3 separate regions of the Homo sapiens genome follow, and all the other regions are linked to region 3. A link is a contact called in ENCODE Hi-C or POLR2A ChIA-PET data. All regions are on one chromosome and are shown on one strand. The core of a region is the stretch at or near the end of the contact, and the rest is flanking DNA. Distances in the headings are between cores, read along the strand shown. Region 1 has its middle 6.5 kb from the start of FILNC1. Region 2 has its middle 27 kb from the start of FILNC1. Region 3 has its middle 95 kb from the start of LINC01625.

What was found. A loop is a pair of places that touch in the nucleus more often than their neighbours do. ChIA-PET counts read pairs that join two places held with the same protein, here RNA polymerase II (POLR2A). Pooled maps may share reads with other maps.
Region 1: a loop to region 3 is called in a map of endothelial cell of umbilical vein, with 9 times the contacts of the local background. The contact joins two enhancer-like sites. A Hi-C loop is called at or near these places in 1 of 168 maps with a recorded cell type or tissue (endothelial cell of umbilical vein) and 3 of 50 pooled maps. POLR2A ChIA-PET finds 5 or more read pairs at or near these places in 4 of 52 experiments (A673, MCF 10A, Panc1 and 1 more).
Region 2: a pooled map shows a loop between it and region 3 (3-fold over the local background). The contact joins two enhancer-like sites. A Hi-C loop is called at or near these places in 1 of 50 pooled maps. POLR2A ChIA-PET finds 5 or more read pairs at or near these places in 2 of 52 experiments (Panc1 and endothelial cell of umbilical vein).

Annotation. Positions count from the first base shown.
Region 1 is chr6:139,762,739-139,766,497 of GRCh38, reverse strand. No RefSeq gene overlaps it. Among named protein-coding and RNA genes, the nearest start is that of FILNC1, 6.5 kb to the left of the region's middle. Within about 2 kb of position 1,742, at least 20 of the 41 ENCODE cell types and tissues checked have a DNase peak (open chromatin) inside an H3K27ac peak, as active enhancers do; they include Panc1 and endothelial cell of umbilical vein, where a contact is called at or near this core.
Region 2 is chr6:139,742,323-139,745,715 of GRCh38, reverse strand. No RefSeq gene overlaps it. Among named protein-coding and RNA genes, the nearest start is that of FILNC1, 27 kb to the left of the region's middle. Within about 2 kb of position 1,940, at least 2 of the 41 ENCODE cell types and tissues checked have a DNase peak (open chromatin) inside an H3K27ac peak, as active enhancers do; they include Panc1, where a contact is called at or near this core.
Region 3 is chr6:139,567,722-139,571,295 of GRCh38, reverse strand. No RefSeq gene overlaps it. Among named protein-coding and RNA genes, the nearest start is that of LINC01625, 95 kb to the right of the region's middle. Within about 2 kb of position 2,320, at least 5 of the 41 ENCODE cell types and tissues checked have a DNase peak (open chromatin) inside an H3K27ac peak, as active enhancers do; they include Panc1 and endothelial cell of umbilical vein, where a contact is called at or near this core.

The DNA.
Region 1 (3,759 bases), core at 493-2,992, 200 kb before region 3:
ATCTCCTGAGCACTTTTCTACTCCCCACCCTTCCTTGGGCCACTCTTTGGTGATCCAGTAAGCTAACTTCCTCAAATATCCATTCACAGTTAATCCTTTGAAATTGTCATGAATGAAGTAAAAGGTGTAGTAAATTACTGAAGACATTAATTTTGCAAGCAGCATAAAATGTTTGCCCATCATCTCGCAAATAAAGACTAAATAGTTGTTCTTGACATTATCCACACCTAAACTTAACTTCTTTTTCTGTTTCAATAGGTTTTAATATTTAACTTGCTCAAATTATGACTTGTTGATATAAATAAGAAATTTGTTTACTCTCCCCAACTGAAAGAGGAAGGCCAAATACTCAGTTATGTTCTATAGTAGGAATCTATGAATCATAGCATAATAATTGAGGCAAATGTCTTCCATCAATCTCATAGTTGCTGACCATTTGCAGCACGAGACCGAAATGAAAAAACTAGGTCCTAGCAGCTCTCTGAGTCATCTTAGTGGGTAAACAGGGTTATCTTGATTGAACTCACAGAGTATCTGACCTACCCAAATGTTAACATGTGTTGAAAACCACTCTCCAGCCATGACAGAAAATGCAGGTGCTTCATAAAACCTGTTGACTGAATCAAATGAGTCTACCAATTGATATTATTTACACCTATTTTGCTCTCCTTAACCGCACAGACTCTTCCACGCCCTTCCTAATCTTTCAGATAAATAATGATGCCCCAAAATAATGTGAATTCTCTAAATATCTGCCATAAACATATTACCTAAAATACAAATGAATTTATGGTTTCTTATTACTTGGGGATTTTCCTGTGCCATTTCTTCTTACATTTGTACAGGTTTTCTTTTCTGCATACAAATGAAATAATTAGGTTCTAGATCTACATCTTTGCAAATTACAAAATGGTTTTCTAGCTGCTTTCAGAGCAATAAAAACAAGTTAGGGAACAAGGATTTAATAAGTAGAAAAAAATTAAATATATTTTTTAAAGGTTTTCAATTAAGCTGTCATTAATGAATGAGTCTTTAAGATACGATTTATGAGGTGAATACACACACACACACACACACACACACAAATGCAGGATTTGCTAATTACTAGCTGTATGATCCTTATCCTTGGCAGTATACTTAATCTCTCTAAACCTTAGTTTCCTGGTTTATAAAATAAAGATAATAACAATTATTTTATGAAGTTGTAGTGAAGTTTAAACAAAAGAATGGACATAAAGGTAATTTTTCATTTTAAAGTCCCATATAAATGAAATTAGTGCTTGTATGCACTACCTACTCTGGGCCAAAGGCTAATCTTTCAGTTTGGAGAGAATATAAGAGGAATATAAGGCATATTCTCTTTCCACAACAAACTTAATATCCATTTGGGGAAGAGGAAATAATTAGAAAAAGAGTTGAGATTGCAGAAAACTAAGTTGTGTGACCCAGGTTATGTGTGCAGTAACAATTCTAAGAAGGAAGAGTTTAAAATGGGCTGGAAATTATGACCATTTTCTTTCCAAATGGAACAGGCTAAGCTTTGCCTGAACAAAGAAGCAAAGATATCTAACAGCTGCTTGCCACTCTCTGTTGCTTAAAATATCAGAGGAGTATGAGGTTTAGGCAGCTCTGAGTCATCTTCCTCCTAACTTGGTATTTATTCAGGACATAGCTCTAACCCTGATGACAACAGCATTCCTGACCTATGAGCTGCTCAAAATGCTAAGATGGTCCTGAAGGTGAAATAGACACCTTCTCCCCGTGCGGTCAGCTGCCATTCCCACTTGTGCTTCTGCAGCCTCCTCATTTTGTCACAGTGTTTTTCTAAATGAAAGAGGTCTGGACAGCTGAAGAAGAGGAACTGAAGCCAAATGAGAAATATCCTAGATTCTCTTCTTATGACAATGCTCAAGACTCACAGCTGAGGCAATTGTAGAAAGAACTGGAGCTTGGGCTTAGACCATGTGACTTTGGAAGCTTGTATATCATGAATGAAGCCCAATAAATTCAATTCAGTTGTTCAAACTCTATGCAGGCCTATTTTGATCAAAGTCCTGTAACTGTTAGATATGCAAAACTTATTAAGGGAGAATAATGAAAGATATGGAGGGATAAGACAATTTAACATATATTTTATGTGTTCTCATCTCATCCAGTGGTATCTGTAAATGGGCTCTGTAATCAATATTTTTGCAGATGAGGAGGATGAGGCCCAGATGGGTTGGATAACTTGTCCAAGGTCACACAATTTATAAGCTGCAGAGGGAAAATCCAGTCCCACAAAATCCTGGCTCTAAAGCCTGTGCTCTTTACACTTACATTGTCAGAGGGAGAAATACAAACACACAGAGAAGCATTTTTTTAAGAGGAGGGCTCAGGGAACAGAATATTTTCACAATTCTAGATGATGGGGTATTTTCGCAATAGGTGAACTGTGGAGGAGTAGGCTGGAAGGAGGTTGAGGCCATATGATGGAGAACTATGCTAAAGATCACCACTTTAGACTCAATTATGTAAACACTGAGGAGTCACCAGTGACTGACCAAGTATGAGGGAGTTCTGGGTATGGACAATGAGGGGGTACCCTGTCTATAAAAAATTTTAAAGCTATAATAAAACCCAGTCATTCTGATTCTAATCATCACTTCCTGCCGACATTTCTAAACAATGAAGTGATAAAATACTCCTCCTCAAAAAAAAAAAAAAATCATTTCTGGTCTTAGTTTTAAACAATTGCTGCCATTACCATTGAGTTTTAATAATACATTGTGTGGTTTGAATTAGCACATTTTTATTATTTGTCCTTTATTAAATATTGTGTTCAACATAAAAGTTAACTCAGCAAATTCCCAGTTAAACAATTGTTCCCCAAACGTACCCCACTCAGCTACAATCATTCAGGATAAATTGGGAAACCTTGGCAATTGCCTTGGGCAGACATAGCTGCAATTCTAAGTCAAAGAAACAGAACTTGAGTTATTATGGGATCACTTGGAGTTTCCTATTTTCGTTTAAATGCAAAATGCAAGTATAACATTTTTTATTTGATAAGTGCAAATTTTAGTTCATATATAAAATATCCCAAATTTGCACAATCTTTAGAATCAAAATCACTTCTTTTCATTTGTTTTAAAACAGAAGATTTAAAAATTATATTGATTGCTAATTACTACATGAAAATAATTGCATCACAAAGTGAGGGGTGTTATAAAAATGATCCAGCCAAGGTGTCAAAAATGCTAGGAATGCCACTGGAAGTCACTGAATGTTTTTGATGGCAGGGGTCACGAAAGAATGGTTAAGGTGAATCATAAAAGGCATCATCATTATACCAATCTATGTTATGTATATGTCTAGTTACCAATATGTTTTCCTAGAGAAGGAAAAAATGTGGAGTTTAAGTTGTCAAAAGCAATAAAAAGTATTAAGTGGTGGAGAGTATTCTGGCATGGCTCCTTTAAGCTGCTGCATTTTCATGGTAGAATATCAATCCTACCCGCAGCCGGTCTATCCTTGAAAGCAGACAGTTCTCATTTTAAACTGCCAGCAGAGAACACTACCACTTCAGGGAGTCAGTAGGGAATGATGCAATTTGGAAATTTTTGTCACCCAATATGTTGGGAAATGACAGTTGAGAAAATCATTATTTAGGTTTTTTTGTTAAGGACACATGGTTGTCATAACCTGTATTGTTGTTTACAATATTCAGTGCACTTCCCTATGGGAGGATTGCACATCCCTTTCTATAGAAGACTGGCC
Region 2 (3,393 bases), core at 691-3,190, 170 kb before region 3:
AGCTCAATACAATTTTCTAGAAAGTTTTTAAAAAATTGTATTAAGATCACTAGCTTCTTTTTTTTCTGCAGTCTACTTAAAAAAAACTGGAGCAATATTAACTTATATCTATTTTTCTAGGGTAAGGGGGAGACATTCCCCATTTTCCATAGCTTTCCATATTTTGGAGAACGAAACAGATTTTGCAAACCAAATATACAAAATTCCTATGTTATAAAAATGAAATTTTCTGTTTAGATACTTAACATGAGTTAAAGAAAGTGAATGTTTTCCTACCATAACATTACCAATCTTGGGCTTCAATTCCATCATACTGGTGATGTGAAGATCCTGGATAGAGAAGATTTATAAATACAGTCAATAATTATACATTCTCTGTGATATATTTTTAAGGTAACACTATCTGTGCCAGGACCAGGTCTCCATTACTGTACTTTCTCTGAATATTGCTTTTAAAATCATTTTTGTGTTAATCAGTATTTTTCACAAGACTCAGATCATTTCTAGCTTTATACTTGTTAAGAGCTTTGAGGTATTTTTGTTGTCATTTTTATTGGTCTGTGATAATGTGTCCTTCCTCCCGTCTTATTTATACACCCTTTTGAACTCTGGCATCAAGGATAAGTGAAGTCATACAAGTGAAAATATTTCTGGAAGCCAATGTTATTAGAGCCTTAAATTTAAGTGACATGGTCCGATCGGTAGAAGAACTTAGGGTTTGAAAATATTATAAAACATCGTAACATTAGCACATCCTTCTCTGCTTCCCTTCCTCCTGTTTTTCATTCCCTGTAATTCATGAATGATGACATTAAGAATTAATCTTCTAAACAGAGCCTATTAACCGAAATATTACAGTTGGAAGAGGGTATCTCTGTTTCTATAACCTAGACACTCACTCATCAGATGTTTGTAGACAGGGTCACTTTTATAATTGTCAGTTGGAAAGTCGGCATGCCTTTTTCAGAGGTGGACTAATTTGTTTTGAAAACCAGATTTTGGAAGAGTCAAACTATAGGGCAGAAGCGAATCATTTGCAGGGCTGGGAATATTATTTTCTCCCCTGGGACCACTTTTATTTGCTTGTCCTACATCTTCTTGAGTGTCATATGGGATTCAGTTCATCTTTCTTCTCTTGTGAAGAATCTATGTTGAAATTTCAGTATAAAGGGAGATCAGTAGGAATTCAGTTGCTTTAAACCCAGAAAGCCATTGATTTGCTTATTTAATCTTGTTCAGATCAGTGTTTTTTAGAAAACAAAACTAATAGTAAAAAGAGTTTCAAGAGGATATTTTTCCTAGACCAGATTTAAATGAAAAAAACTCTTTTTTATTATTCTTAAAAGACAATCCTCTTTGCCATACTGCATCCAAGAAGCCACAATTTCTTCCTCAGCTAAGACATCGTCATATCTGCTTTGACTTGTCTTACAACGAAGCAAGTATTTGCAAAAGGATTAAGAGTATTCAAGACATTGTAAGAAGCATGAGCAGCTCTCCCATCACAGGCATTGACTTTGACACCCAGTTCCCTGGACTGTGCTATTATAAGTGGTGCCTTTTTCAAAGCCCTTTTCCATATCCATGCACAGGTGGAGAGGGAGTTAGGGTCTACTGTCATTTCCATTTCCTGCTCCCTGAGAAGCCTCTCCTTCTATCTTTTAGTCTCAGATTGAAATAGAAGACTCCCAAGTAGTAAAAAGCTCATTAGCAGAGAAAATTTCTATTTCCAAGACAGAATCTGTTTATTTCATGAGAGAAGAAATTGATGGTAGTTAATGTCTAATGGAGGAAATTGTCCTTTGGACTGGGCTACACCAAGGCTACTATAGGAATGAATCATACACCGGACTCCTACTTTTTTATATCTGCATACCTTTACAATGTGTTGCCTTTTCCTGACTAAGCAGATTGCTCAATGTTAACAATGTGAAGGAATGAAAACAAAAATCTATCCAAGGACAACAAGTGCCTTGTAGCAAGTTTGTATTACCAATGCCCAACAATGGGTACTGAATGGCTAGCACATAATATGTTTGTGAAATTAATTCCTTTTTTGATTTATTTAGTTTCTACAGACAAGAAATGAGGGGGCATTGACAAGGCCTCTTGAAAAGTAAGGCACCAAGAAAATAAGATTACCTTCTGCCACTTAAACTCAAAAAAAAGCAAAATAGGTCAAAACAAACAAACTTGAATTCCCCAATGGCTCACAGCCTTGCAAATCTAGTGCTAGCTCTCTCACACATTATATAATTTTAAAGAATTTGTATAACTTCCTTGAGACTTTCTTTTTCCATGTGTAAAATTAAGAGGTTAATCTAAAATATCTTTAAGCTCCTTCTCAATTCAAGCATACCATGTATCCAAAGCAGCTCCCATAAATGTCTTGACAAGTATTGTCCAACAGTAATTTTTCTGGGGAGTCTCTCCCTTTGAAGAGAATACATATAGGAGGCCAACAATTTCAGGGTGTCATACATTTCAGAGTACTATACTTCCCACCTCATGGGCTCAGTAATCTTTTCTACTATTCCATTTATATGCCTGCCCTCCCCTTCTAAGCATTTGGTTCTTTTTATGAATCAATTGAAGAGTTCAGAGGGGTAAAGTAACCTGTCCAAAGTCATACAAAGTACCTAGGGATGAGGTCTAGATTTTTGTTTTGTTTTCTTTCCCAAGTTTCTCCTTGTGTTAAATGTGACCTTATTAAATGGTGTCATATTTATCACCATGACAAGACTTTTTGGGTTCCTGCTGGGCACACAGTAAGTTACCAGACCCCATGAGAATTTATGTGGCTTACAAAAGGCATGACTCCCACACATGAGCTTTCAATCTAAAATAATCCCATCTGTTCGACCTTTTGAGTACAGTATGTAAACATCTCTTTGTCCTTCACTAAGTAAATAGTACCACTATATTTCAATTTAAATAGTCTTTACAGATGAAGAAACAGAGTTTCAAAAGAAGTCAATTAATTTGTCCAAAACCATATGTCTAGAAATTACTAAGACTAGCACTAGAATGCAAGGTCTTCTTTCTTCTTGTTCAATTTATTTTGACCTAAACTATTTTACTTCTGAGCTGCATGGTACAGGGAAAAAAAATCAAAATCCTGTACAACTCAAAACCTTTTCTCTTATACATTAAAAACAGACTTCCCAAGTCTCAGAGATAACAGAGCCATTTTAAATCTAGCACAGTGAGTATCACAATCTCTCCTGGATAAAACAAACGGTAGACTTCAATCATTAACGAGCATCTTCTATGGTTAGGCAAAGAAAAAGCTAGGATCCCTGAGGATCACAAGACAGGGTAAGCCATGAGCCCTGCCCTCCATTTGGAGAGACAATGCAAATGGACTTTTAAAAGGACAACTTGTAGTGTAAG
Region 3 (3,574 bases), core at 1,071-3,570:
GGTTCGCGCTCCTATGACTATCTAATGCCACCACTGATCTGACAGGAGGCGGAGCTCAGGCCATAATGTGAGTGATGCGGAGTGGCTGTAAATATAGATGAAACTTCCCTCATTCGCCCACCTGCCGCTCAGCTCCTGCTGTGCGTCCTGGTTCCTAACAGGTCACAGACTAGTACTGGTCCATGACCTGGGGGTTGGGGACCCCTGTTCTAAGGTATTGAGGATTTTGACCTCAACCTATGAATTTCAGGGGAATGCAATTCAAATCATAACATGCAGGAACAAAAGAAATTCCCTGCTGCCAAAAAACTTAAATTCAAATGTCAGGAGACATTGAATGTATGTGTGTATTTCTGTGTGTTTCAGAGGCAGTGAAAAATGCCCGAAAGTACCAGAGCAGTGACAGAGTTTAAGGGATTGCTACTTAAGATCCTCTCTGAAATGCCTTTTGAGCAGACCTGAATAAAGCCAGAGGCTGGACCTCGTGAAAATCCAAGTGGAAGCGTGGTCTGAGCGAACAGCATAGTGAGTGCAGATGCTCTAGACTAGAACCTCTCATTGCTGCCTCCCGCTGCAAAAGGGTCTGGGAAGTGTTAATTGTGCCAGGCACGATGTGTGCTGGGAGATATTTCACTACCAGCCCTTGGTAATTTCCTCTCCCTTTTGAAGACTTATTTCAATATTTTTTGAGCATCTACTATACTCAGCCTGCTTGGAGCTAAGTGAAAATCAAAATGAGACTGATCTTTGTCTTCTTGGAGCAAGGTTTTAAACGACTACATAATATTAGATTGGACAAGCCATAATAACTCATTGTAATTTTACTTTTCACCTCACTTCTAAGAGAAAGAAAGACCAAATAGCCTCTGAGAGAATTTTTCCCATGATAGGGTATTAAAACTTCACAAGACTCATTCCATTGGCAGCTGCTCAATTGCTGGAATTGGCTTTTATCTCAAATTAAAATCTGATACTTACACCTACTGGACGTAGAACAACACAGAACAAATATTTTTTCTCTTCCGTGTGATCATTCTTAAAATTTTGAAGAAAACTTGAATGTTTATTTATTTCCTCATTGCCTTTCACTCTCTATGTACCCCACAGTCCCTGCAATATTTATTTGCCTCTGGGTACTCTCTACTTAGTCCGAGTTTTCACTAACTGCTAGGCCTAGAGAATATGGGTTGCATGTAGGTTTTGAACATTTCCATGTTCAGTGGGAGTGTTGTTTATTGTGATGTAGATGTTATGCTTCCATTAATCCAGCCCAAGATTAAGTCAGCATTATTTGTAATCATAATGAAATGCTGGCTTCCATTAAACATTCAAATGAACATATTTTTACTTCAGCGTTAGACTTTACATTCACCACCTTCGTATTTCATCTTACTGGTTTCGATCTTCCATCTGCATGTCTTGATACTTTTTCAAATCATGACTCCATATCTATTGCACTGTGACAGAAAAGAGAAGTCCTCAGATTATTCACCGTATGACTCTGACTGAGTCACTTGATTTTCCTGAACCTCAGTTCTGCCCACTGTAAAAATAAAGGAGAGTTGGGATCTAGCAATAAGTCTGTTCTGTATAGTTGTGAGAATCAAACATGACAATCTAGGCAAAACTATTCTTTAATATGAGAAACACTATGCAAGTGTTAGTTAATAGGATTGATAGGATTGGCTTTTCTTCTTGATTTTTGTCAACTGTAAAAGTGACAAGTGTGTTTTCTATGTCTTTAGCCAACTCATTAATTCAAATGCCAGGCAAATTAAGACCAAAATATTAATCAATGTGCTTTAGGTTTGTTTACAACCTGTTGTGAATCTATCTAAAGGTATTATGACCCTATTGGTATATTCAGTTTACCTTAACCTCAAAGATCTCATCAGCCTGGCTGTGTGTCAACACGATATGGTGTAGTAGTTACCATCAACTGCTTTGAGTCGGACAAATTTAGCCTCAATTCCGGCTCAGCCACTCACTGGCAAGTAATTCGTGTAAATTACTTGATCTTACTGATTCTCTGTTTCTTATCTTTAAAAAGGGAGATAAACAAAGTACTTACCTACTGGAACTATTGTGAGGGGTAAATAAAGCAGAGCCTAGCATAGAGTAAACGTTCAACAGTGGTTGCAATTTTTATGATATTATGAAAATTAAGTCATCCTAGTCAATCCTCTGATCTTATGAAGTAGCTCTATTTCAAAAACAATAAAATAAATTAAGCTAGCATAACATGACATTCCCTGTGAACCTATGTTCACTCCCAGTAACCACCACATTCCTTTGTTAACAGTCATGAACCATTAGCTTAAAAATCCATTCTTGACTTTTTCTAGGTTCACCATCTGAGAATAGCTGATCTGTTTGTGAATTATGGAATCTGCTTCCTTTTTGTGAAAAATTAATTGACATTTCCCTTATTCATTCATCTCTTGGTCTCTGAAAGATCTCAGTAGTTACTGATATTAATCCTCAGTTCATATTCACTCATTCAAAATGAATATTCTGAGTATCTACTATTTGCCCAACATTCCAGTTTTCTCAGCAGCCTGGCATAACTTGCGCCTGTCCTGTGTTCTCATTTAAAGTGACCAGGCTTTGTCTTACTGTCCACTTATCTATGTAGACTTGCAGTCAACTCCCTCTTTACATTGTTTGTGAATGTGGACAAGTCATTTAATGCTAAGTCACAATTTCCACCCCAGTAAAGTAGGATAACTACTGTGACTACCTCACAGGGCAAAAATAAATGAGACGAAGTGAAAAAAAAAAGTCCCCCAAACCCAAAGCACCCCCCAAAATTAATTCAAGGCATAATTTTCTTTTCCTTCCAGCCAGCAGACCACTTTCCTTGCTGCTGAACGTGAAAACAGAATATGAATTTACCAGTTCTGTTATCTGTTATTATTACACCATCTGCCCCAAGCAGTTTGGAATCACTTCCTTGTTCTACTTTCAAACACAGATGAAAATGACTTTTTGTGGTCTTTAACATTTTCAATAAACCCAAATTTTGTTATTTTTTGTTATTCATTTGTTATTTATACCCCTATGATATTCTGTATTAAAATACAAGTACAGTCAGATCCAGCCAAACCAAAAAAGGATGAAGAGATCAAGCATGAAAAGGAGGAGATAGAGCCTTGCTCTGACTGGATCATAAACCTGCCTGGGAGCAAGATGACAGAATGGAAGTCTCCAGTGCTCATTGTCCCTCTTCCTTACAGGAACATCAAACTGCACAGCTATCCAAACAAAAAAGCGCTTTCCTTAGAACCAAAACTCGGCCGGGCGCAGTGGCTCACGCTTGTAATCCCAGCACTTTGGGAGGCCGAGGCGGGTGGATCACGAGGTCAGGAGATCGAGACCATCCTAACACGGTGAAACCCCATCTCTACTAAAAATACAAAAAATTAGCCGGGCGTCGTGGCGGGTGCCTGTGGTCCCAGCTACTCGGGAGGCTGAGGCAGGAGAATGGAGTGAACCTGGGAGGCGGAGCTTGCAGTGAGCCAAGATCGCACCACTGCACTCCAGCCTGGGCAACAGAGCGAGACTCCATCTAAAC